Linked DNA regions of Homo sapiens: region 1 is linked to region 2. Evidence: read pairs that join two places in POLR2A ChIA-PET (ENCODE). Cell type or tissue: A673. All regions are shown on one strand. Each heading gives the region's core, and the rest is flanking DNA. Links, peaks and the distances in the headings are about the cores only. Region 1 has its middle 36 kb from the start of PKDCC. Region 2 holds the start of LOC124905996 (a long non-coding RNA gene).

Evidence for each region. ChIA-PET counts read pairs that join two places held together with the same protein. Peaks named below come from ENCODE experiments on the same cell type or tissue, not always from the same donor. Only the 100,000 strongest peaks of a DNase experiment are listed, where the experiment ranks them.
Region 1: POLR2A ChIA-PET joins it to region 2 with 11 read pairs; 5 of 35 experiments call an interaction of 5 or more read pairs at or near these places.

Annotation. Positions count from the first base shown.
Region 1 is chr2:42,004,515-42,020,483 of GRCh38, forward strand. No RefSeq gene overlaps it. Among named protein-coding and RNA genes, the nearest start is that of PKDCC, 36 kb to the right of the region's middle. In A673, for the core only: a CTCF peak has its summit at 8,353; no DNase peak of the experiment used is centred there; H3K27ac peaks cover 1,329 bases.
Region 2 is chr2:41,933,026-41,948,994 of GRCh38, forward strand. It overlaps LINC02898 (long intergenic non-protein coding RNA 2898), which reads right to left. Exons shown (of 4, transcript NR_161189.1): 3 at 14,470-14,546; 4 at 2,343-5,588. LOC124905996 (a long non-coding RNA gene) reads left to right here and starts at 4,283. Exons shown (of 3, transcript XR_007086296.1): 1 at 4,283-4,362; 2 at 5,516-5,613. It overlaps LINC01914 (long intergenic non-protein coding RNA 1914), which reads right to left and starts at 698. Exons shown (of 3, transcript NR_110263.1): 1 at 251-698. RefSeq lists enhancers at 4,286-4,880, 6,663-7,257, 15,333-15,969 and a silencer at 5,344-5,638. In A673, for the core only: no CTCF peak of the experiment used is centred there; DNase peaks (open chromatin) are centred at 4,276, 4,576, 4,946 and 7,896; H3K27ac peaks cover 6,353 bases.

The sequences.
Region 1 (15,969 bases), core at 3,626-11,625, 71 kb after region 2:
TTCTATGTTCATTCAAAGGAAACCTTAAACATCAGTTCTATGGGACAATTGTGCCAGTTTCAACACCAACACTTTGGGGGTTAGGATTTCAACATATGAATTTGGGGGGACACATATATTCAGCAGCATTCAATAAGCACTCATTTAATAAATTAATGAATGAAGATACAGAGCTCCCATGTTCTCAAACACCTACTATTTGGTTGGTGCAAAGTACTTGTGGTTTTTCCCATTATGTGTGTGTGTGTGTGTGTGTGTGTGTGTGTGTGTGTGTGTGTGTGTGTTTGAGACAGAGTTTTGCTCTTGTTGCCTAGGCTGGAACGCAGTGGCATGATCTGGGCTGACTGCAACCTCCGCCTCCCGGGTTCAAGCGATTCTCCTGCCTCAGCCTCCCGAGTAGCTGGGATTACAGGTGCCTGCCACCACGCCCAGCTAATTTTTTGTATTTTAAGTAGAGACAGCGTTTCACCATGTTGGCCAGGCTGGTCTCAAACTCCTGACCTCAGGTGATCAGCCTGCCTGGGCCACCACATGCATCCAGCCATTACTTTTAATGACTATTACAAAGCAAATACGTTGCCTGCATTGTTGTTAATCCTCATAAAAACTCTGCAAGGTTGACACTGTTGTTTCTCAATTTACAGAATTTAAAATCTGAGACTAGGAGATGCTATCTTTTTCAAGGCCTCGCAAGGCTGTGCTGGGATTCAAGCCCCCAACATCCTTCTTCTACACTTTCTCCATTGTTTTGGATAGCTCTTTACAGTTAACAAAATGCCTTCAATGCAATGATCTCATCTGACCTTAACAATAACCCTGGGAAAGAAGAATTGTAATTATCATCTCCATTTTGACATATATGAGAATCAAAGCTCAGAGAGGCAAAAGTATTTGCCCTGGTTGACACAGCTAGTGAACAGCAGAACCATTCTTCATTTCATTCAAAAGACATTTGCTGAACAACTCCCAGGTACCAGACACAATAGCTAATAGGATGTAATGCCTCAAGCTTTCTGGCTGCCCAGTCTTGTGGGGCTGAACCTTGGCCACTGCTGTGTGTTGAGTACTCATCCAGGGTAAAATGTGGATAATGTAAATGTTAACTTGTGTTGTCCAGACATGGCCTGAGAGTGGCTGGTCTGAAAGGAGATTGACAAGTGAGGGCTGAGATCACTGGGAAGCAGAACTGGAAGAGATGATGGAAGAAGGAGCTTTTTAAACACTGAGCCAGAAGATGTAGTAAGCAAGAGAAGGTTGAGGGTCAGAGCTTTTTAAAATCCCTTTTTATCCTCATTCCTCACTCCCATCCCCCGACTGGCAACCTTCTCAATGTGTTTGATGAGTATCATTTTGTTTCTTTGTGCTTTTGCAAAGTGCTTATTTTTCTTTTGTGCATAAGTGTTTTGATTCATGCAAATAATATTATGTTGTGTATTTAATTTTTCCACCCAGCATTGTGTCAGAGATTCATGTGTGTTACTGCATGGACACTTAATCCATCGCTTCTAATTATTACATAACATGGTGTGTACCTACCACATCTTACCCATCTGCTTCCCCAGGGATGACACCCAGACAATGCTGTGATGCACATGCCTGCCATGTCCCCTCCTGGGCCTGTGTGAGTTAGACTGCTGGTTCATAGGATATAGTCGTAATTCAGTAGTGCCTGCATGCTCTGCTCCCTGAGATATTCCCAGAAGCAGAGGATGAGCAGTCATATACCCTCATATCCCTGCCAGTACTTGGTGTTATCCAGCTTTCTTATGCCTGCCAGTCTAATAGATGTAAAGTGGTATCTCATTATTGCTTTAATTTGCAACTATCTAATTATTCATGTGTTGGAGCAACTCTTTATATATTTGTTGGCCTTTTAGATTCTCTGGAGTAAGCTAATCAGATTTAAAATGGAAGAGGGAAGAGCTGTCTGTTTAATTAATCTTGATTCCTGGGAAAGTCCAAAGGGTTGGGAGGTTTCCAGGCATAGGAACCAGGGGTGCTCAAGCTTACAAATGGAAAATGTTTCCAGGAGAACCACTGGACCTGAACTGGGAGGTTTTCCTTGGAAATCATCTTTTTGTTTCCCCCAAAATACAAGACAGCATGGAAAACTGGATTTAACCAGTATGACTAGATATAACCAGCCAAAACATACTTCCTGGAAACATAAATAAGTTGAATTACATTAAAAGGAAGAACTTCTGCTCTTTGAAAGACATGATTAAGAGATTGAACAGGCAATCCACAGCGTGGGATGAGATATTTGCAAATATATATGGCAAAGGACTCAGATCCAGAATATATGAAGAACTTCTACAAATTAATAAGAAAAAGACAAACTACTCAATATGGGCAAAAGACTTGAAAAAGCACTTCATAAAAGAGCATCTCTATATGGCAAAAATCATATAAAAATGTGCTCAACTTTTTAAATAATAAGAAATACAAATGAAAACATCAATAAGATGCCACTACACACCCACCAGAATGACTAAAATGAAAAAGACAGACAATACCAAACATTGGCTGGAAAGTAAATTGGCGCATCCTCTTTGGAAAACTACTTGGCAATATCTTTAAAGATGCGCCTGTGCATACCCTTTGACCCAACAGTTCCATCCTAGGAATTCATCCAAAAGAAATGTGTTCGTTAAAATACATGTACAAGAGTTTCATACACTCTAGCCTGGGCGACACAGTGATACTCTGTCTCCTAAAAAAGGAGTGTTCATAGCAGCATTATTCACAATACAAAACTTGAAAGCTACCCAAAGACTCATCAACAATATGGATAAATAATGGTGTTATATTCATGTAATGAAATACTACACAGCAACAAATATAAAAGAACTGCAGTTTTACTTTACACAAAGTACAAAACCAGGTGGAACTAATCTATGGTGAAGTCAAGACAGTGATCACCCTCGAGCAGATATCAACTGGGAAGAAGTGGGAGAAATTTTCAGGGTGCTGGTCCCATGGGTGTGTTCACTTTGTGAAATTTCATCAAGGTGTAGTCTTATGATTTTTTAACTTTTCTGTATATGTTTATACTTCAATGAAACATTCAGAAATATTACGTGGGTACCTACTTTCCAGCCCCAGTCCCATAGTGACAAATCAGGAATAGGAGACAGCCCTGAAGGGAGAGAGAGTAGTTGGCAACGGGCTGCAGAATCATCGCCCACATACAAGAACAAATCCTCACCCTGCCTTGCTTTGCCAGTGGAGTACAAGGGAGTTCACAGCCAATATGTGCTTCGTGAGATTTCAGAGGAGGCAAGATAGCAGTGTCTTAAATGTGGGTAGGGTTTTATTAAGAACCAAGTACTTTGGCTAGGCACGGTGGCTCACACCTCTGATCACAGCACTTTGAGATGCCGAGGCAGGCGGATCACTTGAGATCAGGAGTTTGAGACCAGCCTGGCCAACATGGTGAAGCTCCGTTTCTACTAAAAATACAAAACTGAGCTGGGCGTGGTGGCGGGCGCCTGTAGTCCCAGCTACTCAGGAGGCTGAGGCAGGAGAATCACTTGAACCCGGGAGGCAGAGGTTGCAGTGAGCCAAGATCACGCCACTGTACTCCAGCCTGGGTGACAGAGCAAGACTGCGTCTCAAAAAAAAATTTAAAATAAAATTTAAAAAAAAAACAAGTACTTTCCATGCATACCCCTTTGCAGCAGAGGGAGCAGAGATCTCTAAAGTCAATGTGACTTCCTTAAGTCCACACTGCCAGTAAATACCAGAGCTAGATCTAGTTCCCAGGTCTTCTAGTTTAGGGATCTCCCTCGCATGACACACTGCCAGCTGCATCTGGGCTGAGGCAATCAGGAGGCTCTACAGGGGAGGAACAAGTTACACTGGAGGTTGAAGGATGGAGGCAATGCCCAAGGGCAGACAAAAGCAAATGCTATGGCAAGAAAGTGCCAGGGCCGTGAGCTCACAGCTTCAGTGGGATCTCAGCTTCCTGAAGTGGAGCTGTCAGAGGTGTTGCTAAAAGACAGGCAGGAGTGGCTAGGGAAGTGCAGAAGGGCCCCTCCGGCCATGCTCTCTTGCCCCTTCTCTAGAAGCCCTAGGAGACTCTCCTCCCAACAGCTCCCTGTGCCCCCAGATTTATTTTGCTTTCTTTCGCTAAATCAAACTTTATCAGACAGTTTTACTGTCAGCCATTAAACCAAAATGTGTTTGTGCAACAGTAAACACCTTGTTACTGCAGGGAAGGATTACATAAACAAAGGTGGGGACGAGACCTAACTCACTGTACCCAAGAGCTGTGCGGCCCTCAGTGGGGGATGGAGAAGGGCAAATGGAAGGGCACTTCAGGGGCGTCTGGAGGCCTGAGGCGAGGGGATAGGACACGCTCCAGCCTGAGGCTTCTGCCCTCGCCAGAATGGAATGAATGGCAAGTATTCCTCCAGTCAGAAGGGCACTGTCCTCTAGAGATCTCAGAGGGGGCCCAGGAACCTTGTCAGAGCCCTGAAGGGGGCAGAGGGGGAGGCAGAAAGGCTATTCTGAGGATGGGGTGGTCGGTTTGGATTAGAATGTGGTGTGATGGTGGTGGGTTGGGAGCTAAATAGGTGTGGGAAAAACTTGAAGCCTGGGATGAATCAAGAGAGGAGAGGGTTACGGTCAGATTGAGAAGACATGCAGGTAAGGAAGACCATGGCGGGGGGCTGCCCGCTTGGGCCTGAATTATTGGCCAAGGAGTGGAGAGACAAGGCCCCTTTTTGGGGTCAGTGGGGCAGAGAGGTTTAGACTGGCTTTGGGTGGGTGGCAGATACAGACATTGGGGTGTCAGACTAGAGGCAGGACCAGTGGGCAAAGCAGCCAGATAGACCACCCCTCTGAGTACACCCAAGGTCTCAAGGCCTCCCCTCAGGGCATGTTTTCCTGCCCTTCCTCTGACCTTCTTCCACTCATCCTTGCTCAAAACCCTCTAATCAGGGCTGCTCGCTGAGCCAGGCTGCCACATGACATAAGCTGTCTAGGGACAAGCCTGAAAGACAGGCTCCAAGGGGACCCCAAGTGCTATGCAGAACAGAGGGGACATTCAGAGAGGAGGTGAACAAATAGATTAAATGTGTGCCCCCACTGGGCACTGCGCTAGGAGCTTCTGCACCACAGGTACTTACTTTCTTTTTTTTTTTTTGAAATGGAGTCTTGCTCTGTCGCCCAGGCTGGAGTCCAGTGGCACGATCTCGGCTCATTGCAACCTCTGCCTCCCGGGTTCAAGCAATCCTCCTGCCTCAGACTCCCGAGTAGCTGGGGCTAAAGGCGCCCACCACCACGCCTGACTAATTTTTGTATTTTCAGTAGAGACAGGGTTTTGCAATGTTGGCCAGGCTGGTAATCCATCCACCTCAGCCTCCCAAAGTGCTGAGATTACAGCTGAAAGCCACCGTGCCTGGCCACAAGCACTTTCATTTTCAATCTCACACCCACACTTTGGGATAGAAAGTTCTGCTTAAGCTGGAAAAGTGAAGGCTGCAAAGAGCCATGATCATGCCACTGCATTCCAGCCTAGGTAACAGAGTGAGACCCTGTCAAAAGAAAGAGAGAAAGAGAGAAGAAAGGAAGGAAGGGAGAGAGGGAGAGAAAGAAAAAATTAGCCCCACACACCAGGCTGCCTTTGGCATCAATTGTCTTATATCGCCTACACTGAGCATTTCCTGTATGGCAGTCATTCTGGTTCTATTATTTCATTTAATCCTCACACTCATATGAGACAGGTTCTTTTATTATTCCCTTTTATAAATGGGGAAACCAAGACTCAGAGAGGTTAAATTATTTAGCTAGGGTCTTACAGCTAGCAAATGGCTGAGTCAGAATTGGAGTCCAGATCTCTCTAATGCCAAAGGCTGTGCTCTTCCTGTCTGAGTCTGGGCTAAGAGGGTCTGGAGGAAGGGGTTGGGACATTGTGGGTGGAGGTTAGTAAAAGGGGTGGCCCACACACTAAAGGCTTTGCCCTGAACACTAGGCATGCAGAGGTCCCTACTGAAGAAGAAAGGGCAGTTATCAACCTCCCTCATGGTCCAAAGGGGCCGGCATGTCCCTAAACCCCTTCCTCAAACACTAGGATGTGCCTCCAGAGCCCTGGAAGTCTCTGGCCATTCTAAGCTAAGAGTCTGTAGGGCAACAGCCCCAGCTTTCTGAAGTCCTGGCCTGTGGCATTCTTAACCCTGGAGGCCACAGCTCCCTCTTTTTTCCAAATCCCAGATCCCAAGCACCCCTTCAGCCCCACCATTAGCCTTCTAATCTACTACTCAGGTACTTCGTCTCCCCATCACTACCCCAACCATCCATCCCTCTAATACCCCCACCTCGACCACAAAGTGGCTCCATCAGCCGGCCACAGCCCTAAAGCCTGAGGCCACACTGCAGAGGCTTTACCCTAGAGGTCAGCATGACCTAAGAGCCTTAGATCACTGGGGCTGCAAGTCCCCAGGTCACTGCAATCTTTCTGTTCAGGCCCTAAGCACTCACAGGCCACTGACTTCATTAACAACCTAGTCCCTTCTGAGACTAGGGAATCAAACAAGCATGGATTCTGTGGTCTGGACCAGGGCCCAGGGCCACAAGTCTCAGGATTCCATTTGGCAAAATCACAAGATAGGACTCAAAGGGGCAGGCCCAAGGTCCCAAGCTCAGAAGGGCTCGTGCCTGGTTATGGGTTTTTTTGTTTGTTTGTTTTTTGAGACGAAGTCTCGCTCTTGTCCCCGAGGCTGGAGTGCAATGGCGCGATCTCGGCTCACTGCAACCTCCGCCTCCTGGGTTTAAGTGATTCTGCTGCCTCAGCCTCCTGAGTAGCTGGGATTACAGGCCCCTGCCACCACACCCGGCTGCTTCTTATATTTTTAGTAGAGACGGGGTTTCACCATACTGGCCAGGCTGGTCTCGAACTCCTGACCTCAGATGATCTGCCCCTCTCAGCCTCCCAAAGTGCTGGGATTACAGGCGTGAGCCACCATGCCCGGCCAAAATTCTTTTTTTTTTAACAAGGAGCCCTGCATTTTTATTTCATACCAGGTCATGCAGATTGTGTGGTTGGTCCTACCCAACAGTGCTGCTGTTTCTATGGCCTAGACTTTCTTCTTGGGTCTTGCAGGAGCCAATTACAGATCTTGGAGGCCTGGTCTGGGCAGAAGTGCTCCCTGCCGTCACTCCCCACCCACAGAGCTGAACACTGCTGTCCTAAGGGGCAACTCAGGGCTGGCCCAGGGAAGGGCACAGTTCAATTCTCTGGATCCCTGGCATCTAGGACTCTGGGGACAGAGGGAGGGCAGAAAGAGGTTGTGATTTAGGGAGGAAGGTGGAAGAGAAGAGAAATGGGCTTTCAGGGCCTACAGCCAGGGGAGCTGGGAAATGAAACAATCAGGGATCCAGGAGAGATTCTACTCCATTCATCCCCCAGGGTCCCTGGAACCATATCGGTGTGGCCAGCTGCAGGTGCAGAGGCAGTATAGCAGAAGGGTTGGACACTTGAGCTCAGGGCTGGTAGGGTTCAAATCCTGCCCTGTCACTCAGTAGTTATAATCTTGCTTCAAAAATCTTGGTTTCCTCCTTTGCAAAATAGAAATATTGCCTACTATGTAGGATTATCATTGGAGGTGATATAAGTAAAGAACAACTCCTCAAACACCTGCCATTTTGTGTTTAGCATTTTACTAGGCACAAATCCCTGGGGAGGCCTCATGTAATTCCCAGTGTCAACCTGTGAGGTGGAGATTGAGTATCAGGGAGAGTTCCCTGCCCTAGGTCACAGAACAGGTGAGAAGTAGAGCTGAGGTTTGAATCCAGATCTGTGGTATCACAAGCCTTCTGGGTGCCACTGCCCCACCCTATCTGGTGGTATGGTGCTGGGCTGGAAATGTGTGTACAGGTTTAGTCACACAGAATGCAGGGATTTGTTGGTTAAAAAAAGGATTTCACGAGTAGATGACACCAAGGAGGTTATTTCATGAACTATCATTTAAAGTCACTCTTTTAGAAGAAAAAAAAATTCTTTTTCTAAAAAGAAAAGTATAATTAGAGATCACTCATGCTGTCTCCAGAGAGCTTCTTCCTCCTCCACCATCCACCATTCAGTCTGAGACAGAATTGTATGCAGGCTGCCATCATGTCTGGAGTGAAGGATGCTGGGATGTCTGCCAGAGACCCAGGCTCTCCCATAAGTCCATTGCACTTACTGGCTTTTCTTCCCCCAATATTTTATGAAAGTATAACTTACAACACTGAAAGTGCACAAATTGTATATGGAGCTTGATAAATTTTCACAATCAAACATATCCAAGAAACCAATATTAAAACTGAACATTCCCAGCATTCCAGGAGCCCCTCTACTGTCCCCTTTGAGTAACTACACTACCCAACCCCCAAAAAGCTGACTTCCAACACCACTGGTTAGTTTTACCTGTTTCAAAACTTTATATAAATGGAATCAAAGGGCATGTACTCTTTTGCATCTGGCCTTTTTGTTCAGCATAAAGTTTTTGCTCAACATTATGTTACAAATATAGTTATCTCACATATACCTATGTAACAAACCTGCACGTTCTGCACTTGTATCCTGGAACCTAAAGTAACATGTTAAAATATATATATTATATATATTATATATATACATATACATATATGTATATATATTATATATTATATATATACATATACATATATGTATATATATTATATATAATATATACATATACATATAATATATGTATATATATTATATATTATATATATACATATACATATATGTATATTATATATGTGTATATATATTATATGTATATATATAGATATAGTCATCTATATTTTCCATGTACACAATTGCAGTTCATTTACTTATATTGCTGTATAGTATTCCTTTGTATGAACATGCCACAGGCTTCCTATTCTGGACATTTGAGTAGTTTCCAATCACTTGTAAGTTTTTAATGTCTTGTAATTTTTTATGACTAAAGGACAGTCTCTCCAAAAAAAAAAAAAAATTGTTTCTAAAAACTAAGATTGGGGCTGGGTATGGTGACATACAACTGCAGTCCCAAGCTACTTGGGAGGCTGAGGCAGGAGGATTGCTTCAGCCTGGGGGAGTCGAGGCTGCAGTGACTCATGATTGCACCACTGCACTCCAACCTGGATGACAAAGTGAGAGCCTGTCGCAATTTAAAAAAAAAAAAAAAAACCTAAGATGATGTTTCATTACTGATGGACTTTTTTTTTTTTTTTTTTTTTTATTGATCATTCTTGGGTGTTTCTCACAGAGGGGGATTTGGCAGGGTCATAGGACAATAGTGGAGGGAAGGTCAGCAGATAAACAAGTGAACAAAGGTCTCTGGTTTTCCTAGGCAGAGGACCCTGCGGCCTTCCGCAGCGTTTGTGTCCCTGGGTACTTGAGATTAGGGAGTGGTGATGACTCTTAATGAGCATGCTGCCTTCAAGCATCTGTTTAACAAAGCACATCTTGCACTGCCCTTAATCCATTTAACTCTGAGTGGACACAGCACATGTTTCAGAGAGTACAGGGTTGGGGGTAAGGTCACAGATCAACAGGATCCCAAGGCAGAAGAATTTTTCTTAGTACAGAACAAAATGAAAAGTCTCCCATGTCTACTTCTTTCTACACAGACACAGCAACCATCCGATTTCTCAATCTTTTCCCCACCTTTCCCCCCTTTCTATTCCACAAAGCCGCCATTGTCATCCTGGCCCGTTCTCAATGAGCTGTTGGGCACACCTCCCAGACGGGGTGGTGGCCGGACAGAGGGGCTCCTCACTTCCCAGTAGGGACGGCCGGGCAGAGGCGCCCCTCACCTCCCGGATGGGGCGGCTGGCCGGGCGGGGGGCTGACCCCCCCACCTCCCTCCCGGACTGGGCGGCTGGCCGGGCGGGGGGCTGACCCCCCAACCTCCCTCCCGGACGGGGCAGCTGGCCAGGCAGAGGGGCTCCTCACTTCCCAGTAGGGGCGTCCGGGCAGAGGCGCCCCTCACCTCCCGGACGGGGCGGCTGGCCAGGCGGGGGGCTGACACCCCCACCTCCCTCCCGGACGGGGCGGCTGGCCTGGCGGGGGGCTGACCCCCCCACCTCCCTCCCGGACGGGGCGGCTGGCCGGGCGGGGGGCTGACCCCCCAACCTCCCTCCCGGACGGGGCGGCTGGCCGGGCTGGGGGCTGACCCCCCAACCTCCCTCCGGGACGGGGCGGCTGGCCGGGCGGGGGGCTGACCCCCCCCACCTCCCTCCCAGACGGGGCGGCTGGTCTGGCGGGGGCTGACCCCCCCACCTCCCTCCCGGACGGGGTGGCTGCCGGGCGGAGACGCTCCTCACTTCCCAGACGGGGTGGCTGCCGGGCGGAGAGGCTCCTCACTTCTCAGACGGGGCAGCTGCCGGGCGGAGAGGCTCCTCACTTCTCATATGGGGCGGCTGCCGGGCGGAGGGTCTCCTCACTTCTCAGACGGGGCGGCCGGGCAGAGACGCTCCTCACCTCCCAGACGGGGTGGTGGCTGGGCAGAGGCGCTCCTCACTTCCTAGATGTGATGGCGGCCGGGAAGAGGCACTCTTCACTTCCCAGATGGGATGGCGGCCGGGCAGAGACGCTCCTCACTTTCCAGACTGGGCAGCCAGGCAGAGGGGCTCCTCACATCCCAGACGATGGGCGGCCAGGCAGAGACGCTCCTCACTTCCCAGACGGGGTGGCGGCCAGGCAGAGGCTGCACTCTGGGCACTTTGGGAGGCCAAGGCAGGCGGCTGGGAGGTGGAGGTTGTAGCGAGCCGAGATCACGCCACTGCACTCCAGCCTGTGCGCCATTGAGCACTGAGTGAACCAGACTCCGTCTGCAATCCCGGCACCTCGGGAGGCCGAGGCTGGCGGATCACTCGCGGTTAGGAGCTGGAGACCAGCCCGGCCAACACAGCAAAACCCAGTCTCCACCAAAAAAATACGAAAACCAGTCAGGCGTGGCGGCGCGCGCCCGCAATTGCAGGCACTCCGCAGGCTGAGGCAGGAGAATCAGGCAGGGAGGTTGCAGTGAGCCGAGATGGCAGCAGTATAGTCCAGCTTCGGCTCGGCATGAGAGGGAGACCCTGGAAAGAGAGGGAGAGGGAGACCATGGGGAGAGGGAGAGGGAGAGGGAGAACTGATGGACTTTTTAAACAAGGATGATTATTTTTCTTCTCTGAAGCTAAGGCATCACAGTCAGTTGGTGTGATATTTTCACCTCCAATGGAAGTCCTAAAGAAATATTAATATCACCTTAAAAAAGTTACTTCAAACAAATACAAAGGTGAATTCTAAAGGCATCTGTCTTAGTCTACTCTGGCTGCTATAACAAAATACTATAAACTTATAAACAACAGAAATTTATTTCTTGCCATTTTGGAGGCTGGAAGTCCAAGATCAAGGTGCCAACAGATTTAGTGTCTAACAACGTCCCACTTTCTGATTCACAGACAGCACCTTCTAGCTGTGTCCTCCCTCACATGTGCAAGGGGCAATGCAGCTCTCTCAAGCCTCATTTCTTTTCTTTTTCTTTTTTTTTTTTTTCAGACACAGTCTCCCTCTGTTGCCAAGGCAGGAGGGCAGTGGCACAATCTCAGCTCACTGCAACCTCCACCTCCCAGGTTCAAGCAATTCTCCTGCCTCAGCCTCCCAAGTAGCTGGGATTACAGGTGCCTGCCAACAAGCCCAGCTAATTTTTGTATATTTTTTTAGTAGAGACAGGGTTTCGCCATGTTGGCCAGGCTGGTCTTGAACTCCTGATAGATGATCCACCCGCCTCAGCCTCCCAGAGTGCTGGGATTACAGGCGTGAGCTACCATGCCCGGCCTCAGGTCTCATTTCTAAGGGCACTAATCCTATTCATGAGGGCTGTGCCCCTATTACCTAATCACCTCCCAAAGTCCCACCTCCTAATACCATCACCTTGGGGGTTAGGATTTTGACATATAAATTTGGAGGGGACACAGACATTGAGATCATGGCGGCATCCCACTGAGTCTTCTCTTAGAACCAATTACTGTTTCAAGAAAATGTTGGCACTTTTCCTGTTAGCAAATTACTTTATGAGAGAGCAAGACAAAAAAAGCATGATACCAAAAAAGGTTTGCATAAAATGTCCCTCATGTGGAAGAAGAGGTGGAAAGACCCTTTCAGCTAGCAAATGCTTGTCTTTTTTCCTAAACATACTAAGACACAAATGTAACTTAAACGCAACCAACAAACATATGAAAAAAAGCTCATCATCACCGGTTATTAGAGAAATGCAAATCAAAACCATAAAGAGATACCATCTCAATCTCACACCAGTTAGAATGGCGATCATTAAAAAGTCAGGAAATATGCTGGGCACGGTGGCTCATGCCTGTAATCCCAGCACTTTGGGAGGCCAAGGTGGGCAGATCATGAGGTCAAGAGATCAAGACCATCCTGGCCAACATGGTGAAACCCCATCTCTACTAAAAATACAAAAATTAGCTGGGCATGGTGGCACAAACTTGTAATCCCAGCTACTCGAGAGGCTGAGGCAGGAGAATTGCTTGAACTTGGGAGGCGGAGGTTGCAGTGAGTCAAGATCACACCACTGCACTCCAGCCTGGTGACAGAGCAAGACTTTGTCTAAAAAAAAAAAAAAGTCAGGAAACAACAGATGCTAGAAAGGATGTAGAGAAATGGGAATACTTTTACACCGTTGGTGGGAGTGTAAATTAGATCAACCATTGTGGAATACATTGTGGCTATTCCTCAAGGATCTAGAACCAGAAATACCATTTGACCCAGCAATCCCATTACTGAGTATATACCCAAAGGATTATAAGTCATTCTACTATAAAGACACATGCACACGTATTGTTTATTGCAGCACTGTCCACAGTAGCAAAGACTTGGAACCAACCCAAATGCCCATCAATGATAGACTGGATAAAGAAAATGTGATACATATACACCATGGAATACTATGCAGCCATAAAAAAGGATGAGTTCATATCCTTTGCAGGGACATGGATGAAGCTGGAAACCATCATTCTCAGCAAACTAACACAGGAACAGAAAATCAAACACCACATGTTCTCACTCATAAGTGGGAGTTGAACAATGAGAGCACATGGACACAGGGAGGGGAACATCACACACACCAGGGCCTGTCTTGGGGTGGGGGACTAGGGGAGGGATAGCATTAGGAGAAATACCTAATGTAGATGACAGATTGATGGGTGCAGCAAACCACCATGGCACTTATATACCTATGTAACAAACCTGCACGTTCTGCACATGTATCCCAGAGCTTAAAGTATAATAAAAAAAGAAAAGAAAGAAAAAAAAAAAGAAGGGGGGAGAGAGTAAGTGACATACATAACCACAGTCAGTAATTTTGCTATGAATTTCTCAGCTGTTATAATGAGAGTCCTTATATTACTGAAAATGCCTGAGAACTCATTTGAGCCCAAAGTATCACTGAAGCTTTCATGGTTAATTTATTTTTCTTTTCTTTTTTTTTTTTTTTTTTGCAAACTTTCAACTATGGGGGCTGATATTTTTTTGATTGTTAAAGAGATATATTGAGAACACTTAAAACAAGTCATAAATGTCACTGGAAACACTTGGGTAAAACACCCACCTCATGGAGTTCTTAAGAAAGAGAAAAAGACAGTGGATGTTACTATATCCACTATGTACTAGCTGTATTATCTGTACCCAGGTCACTTCACTTCTCTGGGCTCAGTTTTCTCATCAGTAAAATGGGGACAATAATGACCATCTCCCAGGGTCTTGTACTAGCTGTATTATCTGTACCCAGGTCACTTCACTTCTCTGGGCTCAGTTTTCTCATCAGTAAAATGGGGACAATAATGACCATCTCCCAGGGTCTTGTACAGATTAAATGAGTTAAACTGTGTAAAAAGCTCTTTAGTCCAAAGCTTGGCCCATAGTAGATGTTCACGCTATAATAAGTATGAACGGTAGTAGCAGAGGGAATATTCCATTTATAAAGCTATATTTTAAGAAAAGGTTAAATATTACTGCTATGCCATTGTACTTGTTATGTGCTGTGTTGATGAGTTTCAGTAAGGACACTTGATCCCAGGGAGTACTACAAATCCTTCCATGAAAAAAGATTAAGAAATAAATTGATATAGAAAATGGTGGCTACTTTGGCCGGGTGAGATAATCCCAGCACTTTGGGAGGCCAAGGCAGGCAGATCACTTGAGGTCAAGGGTTCAAGACCGACCTGGCCAACATGGCAAAACCCCGTCTCTACTAAAAATACAAAAATTAGCCAGGCCTGGTGGTGCAAGCCTGTAATCCCAGCTACTCCAGAGGCTGAGGCAGAAGAAGTGCTTGAACACGGGAGGTGGAGGTTAGCCGAGATCCAGTCACTGCACTCCAGCCTGGGTGACAGAGCAAGACTCTGTCTCAAAAAAAAAAAAGAAAAGAAAAGAAAAGAAAAGAAAAGAAAAGAAAAGAAAAGAAAATGACTGCTACTTTGGTTTGTCACTTAAGTTTCTCACAATCCAAGCATTGATTCAATAAATATTTATTGAACATCCCAAATGGTCCTTCCTCCCAATCTAGTTGTGTTGAAAGACAATAAACAAGAAAATAAGCAATCAATATGATTACAAATATTGTAAATTCTATAGATGCTATGAAGAAAATAATCAGAGTGCAACAAGAGACAATTATGGAAGGAATATTTAGATTAAATTGCTGGGAAGCTCTCAGCAGTTGACATTTAAGATGAAATAAGAAGGTTGAGCAGAGCTAGCCAAGCAAAGAATGAAGGGAAAGTGTCCTAAACAGATGGACTAGGATTTAGGAAAGAAAAAAAGAGAGGACACCAGTGTGGCTGGAACATGGAGACGGAGGAGGAGAGGGTAGGGGAGAGAAGGAAGAGAAGGAAGAGATGAGGCTGGACCAGTGGCCTTGGCTCAGATTCTACAGAACCTTCTAAGCCATGGTAAGCAGCTGGGATGTTCCCTGACCTCTGACTATGAACCAATTTCTACTTTTTTTAAGAAAAGAAATAAAATTCTAAAATATATTTTAAACTTCTTCAAATTAGATTATTAAACAAAAATAATTTTTTCCCTCATTGTCCAAATCAATGTGTTCTTTCAAGTGTATATCCAAAATAGTTTTCTGAAAGCTTGTCACAGAAGGGCCTGGCCCACTTTTACATTTTCTCTATTCAATTAAAAATAATAATATCCAAGATATTACCACTGAGGGAAATTGAGTGATAGGTACATGAGCCCTTGTACATTTTTCTGCAACTTCCTTTGACTCTATAATTATTTCAAAATTTAAAAGTTCAAAAATAATAACACTAAAATAGCAAGTAGCCCTGTCGACTTGGAGTTCCCCTTCATCTCATTCTGTCTTTCAACATCATCTGAAGACTCTGAATGGCATTTTGAAGACACCAAAGCTGAAAAACCACCACTTTCCATAACTTTGTTATCATTCCCGAGGAGAGTATAGAAATACAGCCTCCAAAAAAATGATTCAAAATTATAGACATTTGCAGCCATTCAAGGCTTACGAGTTTACAAAACATCTACTTTTCTTCTATTTGAAACCTCGAGGAGGGGATGGCTTTTGGAAACTTTTCTCCACAAAAGGATTACATTGAAAGTCCTCACTGTGCTCTACATTTTCTGCACATTTTTGGCTCTATTTATATCTGAAAGTAAATTTTTTTTTCTTCCATAGCTATGTTTAAAATACAAGGATGGAGTTGTGTTAACAAATGTACATTTAGGCAGCCTGAGTTTGCAAAAAAAAAAAACAGGAAAAAAATTTTTAATATTGGAAATTTGCTAAAAATGATCAAAGAGAGTATCATCTTTTTGGCTGGGGGCCGCTAATGGAATACTGCCCAGGGACTCTTCAAAGTCCTCTGGGCTATGCCTTTACTTGATTCAGTCCCACAACCCACAAAAAAAAAAAAAAAAAAAAAAAAAAAAAAAATATA
Region 2 (15,969 bases), core at 3,670-11,669:
TTCATGGACTTTGTCAGAAATCAACACAATGTCTTATTCTCCCATCCCTAGAACAAGCGACTGCAATTGGGAATAAGACTTCATAGTATAGAAGTTCCAGCCATACAGGTCAGGAATGACAAAGTGTCTTGGCCAGCTCTCAGCCTCTGCCTTTACAAAGTCTGACACCTGTTGCAGTCACGAATTGCACTGCTAAAGAGGTAATCAAGCAAACCAAAGCCAGGATAAAAGGGATTATGTCTCCACTCACCCACACAGAAGGCTGTCTCCAACTGCAGAAGGAAGTTCTTTCCATGGCCGCTGGAGCACCCTCCCCACTTGTGGGCACCATGGTTCAAGTCTGCCCCAGTGATCCTCTCCTGTATAAACCTCCAGGTACAGATTATGGAAATCAGGAATCTCATCCAGCTGCTCAAATAACAAAGAGGTTAGCAGTATCTTCTAGTATGAATAATTGTAACTGCAGAGATCTGTTCAGCCTTTATCCTTTCTTAAAAACCTAAAGAGAAACAAGGAAGCAACCCAGGTAAAAGCAAGACAATGGTCAATGGTCAGCTTCCCAAGGCAGGTTTCAGCTTCCACATTAACTAATCAGCTTGCAGAGCTTGCAGCACCTTCTACATCCAGCCTCCATACAAAGGACAACTATCATCCACCAACCAATTTAGTCCTCTTCTGGAAGAATCAGAAAGAAAAAATGTCTTCACTCCACTTCTCCTACCCTCCTCAAGATCACCTCCCTCCCCAAAGCCCTCGCTTCTGTGGTCCTCTCTAAGAAATATGCTTTATCCACTCCGACGGGCACAACAGTAGTAACTGAGACAGGAGAATGACCCTCTTCCTTGCTTTAGGGAAGTTATCAGTTCCACCCTCCTTGGGAAGCTCTGTGATCTCTGAGAAGAAGCTCACAGACACCATCACTCTACCTAAGCCAGTTAGGGTCTCTGCTCGTGCCAGCCCCTTTTTTCCCCACCAATGAGTTGGTACAAAGCCATTTCATGTTCCATGCCAAACCAGTAATTCGCAATACTCATCAAAATCTGCCTCCGTCCACTGACTCAGCACTCCTGCTTTCCTAGCATAGCCAACCTCCCTAACACCCTGACATCCCGGCCTTCAGTTTCACTATTTACATCACATGAGAGATTTGGGTTTCGAAAGCCAATTCCCTCTGAAGAGAGTATGCAGATGATTCATCTTCTCTGAAAAAACTACCCATTTTTGCCTTGATATCCATGCCAAAAATCTCCTGAGATGGGGCTCAGAGAGGACAGAGTGGGGGAGTCCTGTTACAATAGGAGACCACTGTCTCAGTTTCCAAATGAAAAAGATGACACACTGTTCTTGGGACACTGCTTTGCCAGGGTGTCCTGCAGAAACCAAGGAAGCTTCCATCTCAGAGCCACTGTGGACACAGCCTTGGATCACCGTGGAGCCTCAGACCACACTGACTCCTCCCTGTCTCCGCGTCTAACCCCCTCTCACACTGAGAGATCTGACCCACCACAGACATCCCCTCTGGCCTCCTGAGTGGTTTCTTCAGCACAGCTTCCAGAGCCAAATTAAACGTTCACTCTATGTCTATAGACAAAAAGGGTTTTGACTAAACTCTGTGTTTTAGAGAGGGAGTTAAATGCTGTTAACTTTTTAGGGGTGGGCGAGAGGGATGACAAATAACAACTTGTCTGAATGTTTTACATTTCTCCCCACTGCCTCAAGAAGGTTCACAACGAGGTCATCCATGATAAGGAGTAAGACCTCCCAGCCGGACTGTCCCTCGGCCCCCAGAGGACACTCCACAGAGATATGCTAACTGGACTTGGAGACTGGCTCACACTCCAGAGAAAAGCATGGAGCACGAGCGCACAGAGCAGGGCCAAGGTCCCAGGGACAGAATGTCTAGGAGGGAGATTGGGGTGAGGGTAATCTGATGCAATTACTGTGGCAGCTCAACATTCAAGGGAGGGGGAAGAAAGAAACAGTCCCTGTCAAGTAAGTTGTGCAGCAGAGATGGTAAGCTCCAAAATTTGAAACTTTGGCTGCTGGAAAGTTTTAGGGGGCAGAGATAAGAAGACATAAGAGACTTTGAGGGTTTACTACACACTAGACGCTCTATGCATTTATTTATTTATTATCTCTTATTTATTACTTTGTATAACTCTTATAATAATCTTATGAAAACGGAAACCCTCATATACCCATTTTACAGATGAGAAAAGTGACAATTTTGAGAGCATAGCTAAGAATAGCTAGTAAGTAAAGGAGCTGGGACCTAAACCAAACCCTATCTCACCAGAGTACACACTCTTTTTTTTTTTCCAGTGTAATTTTTTTTAATTTTTATTTTACTTTAAGTTCTGGGATACATGTGCAGAAGGTATGGTTTGTTACATAGGTATATGTGTGCCATAGTGGATTGCTGCACCTATCAACCCGTCATCTAGGTTTAAGCCCCACATGCATTAGCTATTTGTCCTGATGCTCTCCCTCCCCTCCCCACACCAGACAGGCCTTGGTGTGTGATGTTCCCCTCCCTGTGTCCATGTGTTCTCACTGTTCAGCTCCCACTTATGAGTGAGAACGTGTGGTATTTGGTTTTCTGTTCCTGTGTTAGTTTGCTGAGGATGATGGCTTCCAGCTTCATCCATGTCCCTGCAAAGGACACGATCTCATTCCTTCTTAGGGCTGCATAGTATTCCATGGTATATATGTACAATATTTTCTTCATCCAGTCTATCATTGATGGGCATTTGGGTTGGTTCCATGTCTTTGCTATTGTAAATAGGAGTGTACACTCTTGACCACTACACTGGAGCAACAGGCCCTAGAAATAGTGACCATATTCATTAACCAATTAGAAACTAGTATGTGGAGGGTATTGGGAGGAGGCTTAAGACTCTGAAAGATAGTCTGGCTTCATTTTAACCAGGGAATTAATCATCCATTCCATGCAGCATCATTTTCAGAAAAGGCATTCCCTGCTGCTCACCCTAAGTGTTTGTATTCTATAGCTAGATAGGCCAGTGTATAACCACTCCTTTTTTCAACACTTCTTCCAACAAAAACAAAACAGAGCATGGCGAGCTGAGCTTATTATACTCCTTACCACGGGCCTCTGATGTTCCATCTGTTAGTAGGATACCAATCCATGGCTCCTCACTTTCTAGGAGTCTCAGAGGAGACAGTAGGCCCTGGAGACACCCATGATACAAAACCAGAGCGAGATGAAGACGCTCCACTCACCTCTCCCCTCATTCTTGCCCAGAAAATTTGCTCTATCTTCCCCATTTTTTACCCTGCCCACATTACCCACCACAATTAGACAAAAGGCCTCAAGAAGTCTGCAGAGGGGCAGGATGAGGGCAGGGGTCAGCTTTCCTCTTTCAGTTGTTTTCTGATTACTTTAGACTTGGTCCAGCCAGGAAGAATCCGTCACTCTCAGCAGGCAGTGGGTGGGGAGAGGTACCAGCAGACTTAGAAGTATATATGGAATGTATTAAACCGTGGTGCAAAAAGAAAGGCCTGAGAAGCTAAACCAAAGAGGGAGATGCAGTTGCACAAAGTTAGGGGATTGAAAGAGCCCCCAAGGTAACAGAAGGTGCAACATAGTAAGAATTTTAAGAGGTGATAAAGGTAACTTGCTGTCAAAAGAGGCAGATATTACTAAAGAAACAAGTGAAATTGATTCCTTTCTCAAGCCACCATAAAGGTGAATGGCTACCAGATGGTCAGACAGAAATACCTGTCCACAGGCTGCCGGAGAGAAAAATAAATGCAAGAAGAAATCAGATCCTCCTCTGAGCAGGTGAGCAGGAAATTAAAATATCTGTACACTGACCACAAAGTAAGACCACACATGGTCATGAAGAGGCTGTTCGGAAGACAGCAAGAGTGTAAGTTAGCGTCTATCCTGTCTGCTGGCCCACACCCAGAGAGCCTAGTCACAAACCTCCCAGTGTCAGAGGAAAAAGCCTTTGCTGAAAACCCAGCAGTGCCAACAGGAATAAAGATGGGACAGCAGAGACCCAGGCCACTATGGGAAAACCTAGATCACATCCTAGAAGAGTCACTGGTCCAAGTAACAATTCCTTGAGCACTTGCTATGTGCCAGGCCCTTGGCCGGGAGCTCTTGAAGTGTTTTTCTAAGTGTAGGCAGTTTCCGAAATGGCTCTCAGTGATTCTTGCCTCCCATGTAATCCCTTCCTCTAAGCGTGGGCTGGACTTAGGGACTTGGTTCTAATGAATAGAATATGTTAAGAGTGATGGGTTGTCACTTATTCCCATCAAAAAATCTCCCTGGATTTGTGCTTCATAGACTCCCATCTCTCCACTCCAGACATGCCTTTCAGATTCTGGGCATCGGTGAGTAAATCTTCTTCCTCTCTTTGAATAATCATCTCTTCTGTGGGCTTGTTGCTACATTTCTCCCAGAAGACACACACGTACACACACGTACACACACACACACACACACACACACACACACAGCATGCAAGCACACCATTACACCAGGAGGAGGAGGGAGCTCAGCCTCCTCTTGCCATTGTCCTGCTCCTTCCCAATCAATCTCCTGCCAACCACAAATTAGCATTACACAGGCATTTACAGTGCAGCCTCCAGGGATAGATAGAAGCTGCTAATCCTTAAGAAGGGGAGCTGGTACAATAGCAAGTGGCCTGTAGCCTCATCCCCGCTCATGGGGTGTTCCTGTGAAGCACATCTTGCTCCTTTGTGAGCTGGCCAAGTCAACCACAGATGGTGGAGTCACTGGGCCTTGGGCAAAGAGGCGACACTGGAAATCTAAGGAGCACCAAGCTTTGCAAATGCCTGCATGACACACTGTTCGATGACTCTATTTATCCCCAGCAGATGATCCCTTTGGGATAGATTCCTTCTCAGAGCTTCCAGCCTGGTCTTTTGTCAGTGCACCCTTCCATTTTCCATTTCTACTGGTTAACATTAATGAATGGCTCCAACTGGGACCAATCCAGCGCATGAAATCCCCTGGGGGGTCAAGTCTGTACTTCCCACCCTCTCAGCAACTTGGATTAACAAAGCTGGGGTTTGTTTTGTTTTATTTTTCTTAAGGGATTGATTTGGCCCTCTGAAGTATGATTGAAAATCCCTGATCCCAAAGGAAGGCAGCCCTGGCTGGGTTCCCAGGGTCGTTTCTATCCCCAGGCATGGTCTTCAGGGACCCCAGGGGCCTCTGATTGCAACTCTGCCTGCTGAAATCCCAAGAGCTGGCTCTTGCAGCAGCCTCCTCTGAGGCTCCCTGCTCAGCTCCTGGGCCCTTATCCTGCAGCTGGGTCTGGAAACCAGAGGAGCTTGCAAGAGGCGAAGCCTCTTATCACAAACATTTCCTGCCTATTCCCGCCTGACCCCGCATACCATAGCCCTTCCCTGGCTAGTTGGGCCACCAACGCAGCCCTCACACAAACGACTTGAAAGGCAGGGTCCCCAGACTCCTCTCTACTCCAGATTCTTCTCCATCCACACTGTCTCCTTTCTCCAGGGAGCTCACAGGCTCTTCCAGGCCACCCAAATGGTTCAGTCGCTGAAAAGCATGGAAGGAATTCAGGTGGAACCTGCAAGAAAGAGGACAAAAGGCAGGTAGGATTTCTAGTTCAAATAGAAGGTATGACTCACAGCTGGAGTTGGGCCCACCTCCCCGAGGACTCCACTGTGCTATCTCTGACAAAGAGATGGAGACAGAGTTGAGAGAAAGGCCTGCACACCTGTGCGTGTGTGTGTGTGTGTGCATGTCCCTGGCATCCCCATATTGTGGCCTCCCCTTGTTGTGCTGCAAGTGGGGCTGAAGCCGTATGGACTATTGATGGTGTGTGCTGAAGGACCAGGAGCCAGGGCCAGAGGGTCTAGCCAGCCCAACCCAGCTGTGCTCAGCAGGTCACTGAATTCCACAGCCTCTCTCCCCTCCCCACACCTGGGGCACCCTAGTCCCACCCCTTCCCCCAGCCTACACTGGCCTTCTCTCTGCCTCCTGCCCCCAGCTCACTGTGTGGTCCAAGCCCTCTGCCACAAGAAGAGCCAGGGAGGGAGGGATGGGCCTGCGTGTTTACAGTCAAGCATAACTGAGCCTTTATTTTAAATAAATAAAACTTTAGCTAGTTTTTATTTTCCCTTTCTTTCCAAAAGCAGTTTTGTCCCTCCTCCTCTTCCTCATCATCATCATGGCTAAGCCTTTATCTGTGGGGCCACCCAGGGAGGGGCTGTGGGAGGAGGGAGGAACAGAGGCCAGACTGACCCTGATGTTTCACATCTTCTCAAGCCGTGTGAAGTTCTCTCTCTCTCTCTCTCTCTCTCTCTCTCTCTCTCTCTCTCTCATCCTCACAGAGCCCCAAAGTTCTTATGAATTCAGGGATGTCCAGGCCTGAGGAATAGAGACTAAACAGGAAGCCCGGGCTTCGTCGTCAGCATGTTGTCCATCTGTTCTCCCCCAATCACAGGGTTGCCCACCCCCCATATAAAACTGCCATCCATCTGCCTTCCTGTTTGGTCTGTCATCTCTCTGTCTCCCCTGTTGGACCCTCATCCATCTGTCCTTCCTATGGGACACCATCTTTCAAGGTCTCTTTTGGGTTGTCATAAATCCGCCTTCCCCATGGGATGTTCCATCTGCCTGTTACCCCATTGACCTGTCATTCCATCCGATCCCCTTGATCACTCTTTTTTGTCCATCTGTCTCCTCCCATAGGACTTACTTTTGCCCATCTGTCTCCCTGAATGGGGCCAGCAATGGTGAGTCTCTGAGGCATGGGAAGAGTTGGGATTCTCTTCTGGTTTTGATCCCAGCAACCACAATAGTAGCTACCATCAATCAAGTGTCTACGTGCCATACAGTCTACATACATTATTCCCTTTTGCCCTCCAACAGCCCTGTATGTGCTTATTTCCCTATTTTACCAGAAGGAAACTGAGGCTCAGAAGGGTTAAGTGTCTGGCCCAAGGTCACACAGCTCCTAATGGGAGACACAGGGTAAAAAACCAGCTCTGCCCGTATGGAGTGGGGGTGAGGACACAGTCTTACTCCACCCCCAGAATGTAAGACTCCCCTTCCCCTGGCCTCTCTGCACATTTAATTTACACTTTGCTGCTGGATGTTTTCAGACTGATGAAGTTTCCTCCCTGCCCTGGCTGTGCACAAAAAAGTGAGAGAAGAAAAGCAGCCAGATGTGAGAGCATTTTGAAGGTCTTTTTGGGGGGATGGAGAGTGATGTTAAATAAACATCCAATGGTATTCTTTCTGCAAAACGATCCATTTTCATGGCACCCAGGAGTTCGTCCAAGGGTCTCTGGGTCACTGGGGAAAAGTATTCCGTGTGTTTTGGCTCCATATACTTCTATTGGCCACAAAGAGCTAATTCTTCCAATTAATGAAATCAGCACCACTGATGGAGATGTACTGACAAATTATTTTCAAGATGAATATATTAACACCCATGGTGGAACTGATTGGCCTGAAGGATTTGGAGGCTACAGAATGAAGGTCCCCCTGCCCACCGAAGACACTGAGGTCATTCACGGTGGCCGGGATGTTGGCCACCACCTCAAGGGACGCCTCTCTCCGCTGGAGCCATGGAGACTGGACTGGGTTGTCTGTGTGGAAGGGCTGCCTATCAATGGGCTTCTGTATGGCCTCAGCAGGTCCCCAGCACCCCCCACCCCCCACTGCCCCAGCTAAGTCCCCTTCAGGGCCTGGTCTGAAGGGCCTATTCAGCATTTAGGACTCCCTGATGGGAAGTAAAAGAGAGACAGACAGATGCTTCCGTGGAGCTGGGGAAAAGCTAGAAGCCTGGAGACAGGAAGGGAAGCTTGAAGCCACCAGGAAGGAGCCCAGAGAGAAGAAAAAAGGCAGGCCGGAGGTCCTATAGGATAAGAAAGAGAAGAGGAGGAGGAGGGGAGGCCGTGGGAGGGAAGACAGCGGGTGGGAGAACCAGAGGAGGGGGAGGAGGCCGGAAGGAGGCCTCCGGGCCAAGGGAGAGATCCCAGTTGGGAGACAGACCAGAGCCAGAAAGCAGTGTGGGATTTTTAAGCCACAGATTTAATTTCCTGATGATATTTTTTTCAGGCTGATATTAGCAGCATTTTTCATTCCCCAAGCAGATCTGCCAATCGTGAAAAAGTGATCCAGAGTGAGCTGGGTGATGGGCCAGTTTGAACCTGAACAGACCCATCAGGATAGCCCAAAGTCAAGGCAATATGTCCTCTCTTTTTCTAACCACTAGAGACTAAGGACAAATTTTGCTTCTGGCTGGTCTTGGAGGAGAGAGAAAGAACAGTTTCTAGGCAGCTCTGGTGAATAAATGACAATCCAAATTCAAGGGCTAAATGATCTCTGTTAATCATCTCTTTGGTTTCTGTTTTCCTGTGTGGACCCTGACTGAATCAGTATTCTGAGCTTTGAGAGTTGTAAGTTAGGAGCTAAAGAAACCGGCCGGGCGCGGTGGCTCACGCCTGTAATCCCAGCACTTTGGGAGGTCGAGGCGGGCAGATCACGAGGTCAGGAGATCGAGACCATGGTGAAACCCCGTCTCTACTAAAAATACAAAAGATTAGCCAGTGACAGTGGCAGGAGCCTGTAGTCCCAGCTACTCGGGAGGCTGAGGCAAGAGAATGGCGTGAACCTGGTAGGCAGAGCTTGTAGTGAGCCGAGATCACGCCACTGCACTCCAGCCTGGGCAACAGAGCGAGACTCCGTCTCAAAAAAAAAAAAAAAGAAACCAAAGCCCAACTTTCTCCAGGGCATCTTATACCACTACCACCAAGCCATCTTTCTAAAGCCTTATTTTCCTGCTTTAAAATCCATCTGTGCAGCCCTTTGCTTACCAAATAAAGTCTACACCCTTGAGCCAGAAAAGCAAAGCCCTCTAGAACCCAGCTGCTCCAAGTGTGGTCCAAGACCAGCTGCCTTGGCATCACCAGGGTCCACGCCATGGACCTGCTGAATCACCAGGCAACCCTTGTGCGGTGACAGCACAAGAAGCCCTGCTCCTTACCACTTCCGGCCCACTCCAGATAATCTCCTGCTGCTGCCATGGAGGAGGGCTGCTTCCCCAGCAAACTGGAAGTATAAAAGTCTTCAAATATACCTTTCACTTATCCAGTTCTGAGTGCTGGTTCCTGACTTTCCTTCATCTTAAAGATGCTTCCCCTTGTACCCCCTTGAGAAAATCTCACCCACATTTTAAGACCCAACTCAAATGCCATCTCTTCCAAGGATCCTCCCCTTCTCACTGTCCCCTTTCCTTGCCAGAGTCTAGAACTTCTAAGGCAGTTTGTTTGAGTCTCCCTTGGAGTGCTTTCTACCTTCTGTCTTGCATTTTGATTACTCATGTACTTATCAAGGGGCAGCATTGTGTAGTGTTTTGCAGTGTTTCCTGGGTTCAAATCCTTGTCCCATGGCTTCCTAACTATGACACCAAACAAGTGCTTAATCTCTTTGCACCTCAGTCTTCTCATCTGTAAAATGGGAGTAATAATGATACCTACTCATAGAGTTGCTGTAAGGATTTTAAAAATATATTTATTGAATACCTATGTGCCAAGCAATGGAGATACAAATGTGACCAAAACCATATAGTTCTGTTCTCATAGTGGATTATAGTGCTTGTAAAGTGTTTAAAACATAGGGAGTGCTCAGTAAATTTTAGCTATTATTATGCCTTATCACATTCACCATACCACGGGCATTTGTGTAAGGCAGGGAGCATGCTTTACGTCTCTATAAAGATACGTAGGTGTTATAGCCGCAACATCTAACACAGAGCTTGGCATACAGTGTGCGCTCAAAAAGTGATTGTCAACTGACTGAGATGACCCAAAGAACAATGTTCTTAATTGCACAGGAAATGAGAGCTGTCATGCCTAAAACTCAGAGCTTACCCAACATGGCAGTCTTCCCAAGGCTGACTGTTTTGTGCCCCTTTTCCTAGAACCATAATTTGTTTAATCAATGATTGCTGTTGTTTTTCTAATAATCATTGGTTAAAAGTTCTATTTCCTCAGTGTGGTTTCCATGCTGTTCCCTTATTGGTTTCTTTCTGTGTCCCACTCCCTGCTTCCCCTCTGAAAGCTCAATGTTATGTTTTGGGCTGGGTTTTTAGGGGAGCATGTGAAATATTTCAACTGGACATAGTATTTATTTTATTTTTAACTTCTTTGTATAACTTAATCAATTGTCTCATTAACATTCTTTTGACTCCCCCAAAAAATGGTTTCTTAAAATTCTTATTCTGTGTTTTCATCTCCAGGGGAACACTTTGGCTAGGTTTTCTACCAAGAATGACACAATTCTTTCCATAGCTAATAGAGGTGGAATTTGAAAAACAAGACAGTTGTATTGGTCCAGCTCTATTGCCTTAGTCCTATGCCCCAAAGAATTCTTCATACACGCAAGCCCCCAACTCTCCCACTGGCCACATTTCCCAATGCTGCCTTTATTAAAAATGTTCTCTTTCTGGTTAAATCCTAATGGAAAGTGAAATAAACACAATTTAAAAAGCTCTTTCAAGATGAGGGTCATTCCAGAGTCCAGTTGCCTTGAATTACTACGATCCCTGACATATCACTGTTTCCTTCAGACTCAGTTGTCGTATTCTTTTTATTTCAATCAATAAGCATTTTAAATTTCCTTTCACATTTCCTTGTGGTGACCTGGTTTGGTTTATTTCTCCTTTCGTTTTTTCAAGATGGGGTCTCACTCTGTCACCCAGACTGGAGTACAGTGGCGCAATCATAGCTCACTGCAGCCTTGAATCCTGAGGTCAAGCGATCCTCCCACCTCAGCCATTCAAGCAGTTGGGATTGCAGGTGCAGACCACCATGCCTGCTTCTTGTTTGGTTTAGAGGCAATTCAAATATCATATGTCTCCTATGGTTCTGTCCCATCTACAATGTGCATGTCTTTTTTATTATCCACAGGCAAAATATTATTCAGTGCAAAGCTCCTTCCACCCTGATAGAAAAAGATTTTCCCCTGCATTGTCTTAGCTTTAAGAAAGGGAGAAAAAGACAAGTAAAGTCACTTGTTTGGGATTTCAAGGAACTGGGAAAAAATGGAACCTCCGGCAAGTGGGAATGTGATCTACATGGGAAAATCTCTGAGAAGACACCTGCTCTTCCACTGGTCTTTGTCTCTGAGGCTCCTGGAGCTGCAGCCTCATAGGAGTGGCTTCTTGTTGGAAACTGGGGCAAAAAAAGCACAGCATTGGTAAGGACAGAGGGCTCTGTCGGTGGAAAAAGGACAATCAGTGAACTTTTGAGCCCAGGAGCAGGGCAAGGCTTCCAATGTGAGCTAGACGTCTGGAAACTCAATCTCAACTAGAGTATCAGTTACCTCACAGACTCAGACCCTCTCCTGCATAAAGGGCGGCAGTAGCCGGGCGGGCCTCTGACATGAAACTCTCTGTTCACTTCTTAATTAACTCTAAGAAATGTACCTCAGAGTCTCTTAGAAAGGGAAATTGTTCTGCCCGGTAGAAGGACAGAGGTGACATCAAGATAAGAGTTTGAGTATGACAAAAATATCAAGAGCTTCCCAAGTCTGCCTTGGCCCAGAGAATTAAACATCCGTGGGGTCACCCTTTAGATCATGGGACCATTGCTCCCTGCCAAATTTCTGCTCACGGCTTGTTTTCCAAAGAGAGTCATAAGAGCTACCCTCGCCCTGCCTACTGTTTTGGTATCAAACACCCTTGGTACTCAAGCATGAAAATATGAGGAACTCTCAGATCCTGATTCTACACACTTTGGTAATTCCAGATATGCACCTGAATTACAGAATCCTATTTAACATCTGGGTGTGAATTCTCTCCCCATTCACTCTGAGCCTGCCACCAGACTAGCCCTCTCTAAGCCTTCATTCATGTATTCTCCATCAGCATTTAGTATAAAACTACCAGTATGCTTGACACTACTCTAGGGACTTGAGGTACAAACAGGCCCAAGACATGATCTATGCCCTCAAAGGGTTTATTTTCTAGCAGGGAATACAAATGTATGGATTAATAATAGCAGCTACTGTTTATTAAGCCCTTATGAAATGCTTTTTCTTTTAGTGACAACATCTCACTATGTTACCCAAGCTGGAGAGCAATGACCATGATCATAGCTCACTATAGCCTCAAACTGCTTGGCTCAAGCAACACTCCTGCGTCAGCCTCTTGGGTAGCTGGGACTACAGGCACACACCACTGCACCCTGCATATGATATGCTTTTGATAAACATCGAGCTAAGTAGTTGTAGTAGACAGCCTCTAAAATAGGCCATAATGATCTTCTCCTGAAATTCACATGCTTGTGTAGCACCCTTCCACATTGACTAGGGCTGGTATAAATAATAGGATCTATGGAAATAACAGTACATGACCTCTGAGGCCAGGACATAAATGATAATGCAGCTTCCACCTAGGTCTCTCTTGGATCATTCACTCTAGGGGACTCCAGATGCTATGTGGTAAAGACACTTAGGAAGCCCTATCCTGTGGGAAGGTCCACATGGAGAGGAACTGAGGCTGCCCACCAATAGCCAGCGAGGAATTGAAACCTTCTGCCCATAGCCATATCATTGAGTCATCTTGGAAACAGTGCCTCCAGCCACAGACAAGCCTTCAGATGACTGTAGTCCCATCTAACATTGCAACTGCATCCTCATGAGAAACCTCAAGGCAGAACCACCCAGCTAAGCGGCTCCCAAATTCCTGACCCACAGACAGGAAACAGTGTTTATTGTTGGTTTAAGCCACTAGATTTGAGGGTAATTTGCCATGCAGCAATAGATAACTAATACAGTGCTTTGCATTCATTTTCTATTGACTCTTCATGCCAGTCCTAGTGGGTATTTATTATTATCCCAACTTTACAAATGAGGACACTGAGATTTAGAAAGGTTATAGTAAGAGGCAAAGTCACAGCTAAATAGCTAAGTCTTCTGAACTTCAAGCTCTGTGACCTTAACCTCTATGTAATAAAATGATTTTGGTGCAAATGCAGAAGTCTGTACAGGGAAAAAAAGGTCACAGTGGGAGTAGTGAGCTCTACCTGGGAAGTCTGGAACTGGAGGGGAGGAGGAGACAGGGAAGACTTGTTAGAGGATATCAGACTTGCAATGAAAAGGAAGGATGAGCAGATGTTCACCAGGTGGGCAGCAAGGAAAAGGATTCCAGATGGAGGAGCAACATGAGCAGGGGCACGGAGGCACCAAACAGCCTGTGTTCAGAACCTCTGGAGTTTCCAGACCTGGAAGAACTGAGGCCTTGTGGCTTGTACATAAGGGGATACTCTTGGTTCTTGCCCAAGGTTTATTCTTGCAGTCACAGGACAGAACCCTGTGCCCGCCAAATAGTTAGCACCTTTCCTACAAACTACTGTCCCAATCTCTTCTCTTGATTAACTTAAATCCCCATTCGTTCCCCATTTCTTTCCTAGGTCAGTTCTTTTTTTCTTTTTTTTCTTTTTTTTCTTTTCTTTTTTTTTTTTTTTTTTTTTTTTTTGAGACGGAGTCTCACTCTGTCACCAGGCTGGAGGACAGTGGTGTGATCTCGGCTCACTGCAACCTCTGCCTCCTGGGTTCAAGCGATTCTCTTGTCTCAGCCTCCCAAGTAGCTGGAACTACAGGCACGTGCCACCACACCCAGCTAATTTTTTTATTTTTAGTAGAGATGGGGTTTCACCATGTTGGCCAGGATGGTCTCGATCTCTTGACCTTGTGATCCGCCCGCCTTGGCCTCCCAAAGTGCTGGGATTACAGGGATGAGCCACTGCGCCTGGCCGGTCAGTTCTCTTTTAAAGACCCAGCTTTCTGGCATCCCCATCATGCATACCACTGTTCTTCTTGGCAGGCAACTCTTGCTCCTTACAAAAATGCGGTTATGATGCTTATACTTGAATTCACATCTCTTATCTACTGCAAAATACCATGTAAACTTTACTTTCTTCTTTAGCAGGGTCACAAGAATGGCAAATTAGGGAGATTCATGGGACCAAGTGTATTGGATTATAGAAAGGTGCTTTTAACTTTTATTAGGTTAGTGTAAAAGTAATTGCGGTTTTTGCCATTATTTTCATTGAAAATAAACAATTACTTTTGCACCAACTAATACCTTTTCTCATAGCAGCCTTCTGGATCCTTGGTGGATTATAAATTAGAGACGCACAATATAAGGAATTAGTAGTTGGTTTAATAACAGTATCCACACCCCAAAAATATTAAACATGGGTTGATGTCAAGGTCTAGAGGACAATCTATATTGGCATGACCAATAGTTCTGCCCTCAGCCCTCTCCCAGGCAACATCGTTTAAACCCATAACTTGAATGAAGATATAGAAAGCAGGTTTACTAAATTACCTAATGGTTGAAAGGGGTAGGTAGCAACCGCATGAGATGGCAGAACTAAAACTATGTCTCCCAAAAGGCTAACATGGGTCAAGTCTTACCAAGACATCTTTACCTGACATGTAAACTCCTTTACTTGAGTTCCAAAAGTAACTGCACAAATACACAATGAAGGTTTCTGACTCAGGGTAACTGTAAAAGGGAAGAACATTAAAGAGTTTTAGCTCTAGTTGAATGAAAGCAAAGACACAACCTGCACTAGGGGAGAGGACGAGGGACAGTTGGATTCTGAGGGTTTACTACTGAGATTCGACAGCCTCACCACCAACCCCGGGCTGTATTTAGTAACTCACACTCTACTCCATTAAATGTGTTTGGGTTTCCAGCCCCCTCCCCGTGGCCCTCACCCCAGACTGAGCCAGGAGCCCTTAGAAGGTAATGAGAACACTGAGAGCTTGGGAGTCTGGGAAGAGCTTGGAAACGAGAGCGCTCAGAGCCTCTCCCAGCGCGGCCCTATCCCTGCTGATAAGGCTGAGAGCAAAGCTGGCTGACAAGTGATTGGAAACAGGAGTTCCCAAACCCTTTAACTCTTTCCTACCCTGCTCGTGTGCTGGAGTCTCCATCTCCCGTGGCTTTCCCCTCTCTGTATCAGGGCTCTCTGCTCCCCCTACCAGGCTTTCCATCTACTCCTCCTTTTGTCCTGATGCACACTGAACGCTGTCCTTCTGCCTGAAAAGCAGTCACTTCCACCACCAAAGATGCAAGCTGCCCAGAGCAGTCAGCCAGTCCCTCTGGTCCAGACCCTACCAAGCTCACTTAAACGACCACATCCGTGCTTGTCCAGAGCTGCTGTTCAGCAAGCAGCAGGAACCTACCAGGGGAATGTTGGTCCTGTTTGGTGTTTGGGGTTTCTGGGAGTGGAGACCCCAGGAAAAGTCTCAGTAGCCTAAGTCCAGAGCCATTCTCAGCTGCCCCTGCTGGCTGGGGAACCCTATCAAAGGACTTCAGGGGTCACCCCCTTAAGCCAGACCTGATTTTGCTGGGTGATCCTAAAGGCCATCCAGTCACTTAGATATTGCCTGCTTCACGGACAGGCCTCTTATAGGCATAGATGACGAGGGGTCTGTCCGTGACAGTGGCCAGCATGACTGAAGCTAAGAGGTAAGCTTCCCTCCTTGCCCTGGGGAGGGGCATTAAGGAAAAGCCAGGCTTAAGAGCCACAGTAATTAAGTGTAAAAGAAGCTTCCTTCAGTAGAATGGAATTCACATAAACTGCCATTATCATGCAAAGCAGCTTTGCACCTAAAAGCCCTTACTCAAACAGGCAGTTTAATTAAATCCCTAATCTCCTCTGGCCTATTTGACCCCTTCTCTCCTCCTCTTATCCCCTTACCACCCCAACCCCCTGCCTCAGCCCCACTCTCACCTTCAAGATTCCATTTAAAACACCCCACCTGTAAGTGTGCAAAATCTACCCAAAAAAAGGTGGGTCTGGGGTCCTCTTTAGGGTTTGGTTGCTGTGTCTTAGGGGTTAGCTCCCTGAGGCTCAGACAGCTCTGACTTGGGTGCTAGATGCTAGCAGCAAGGGTGAGCATGATGGTGGTGATTCCCACAA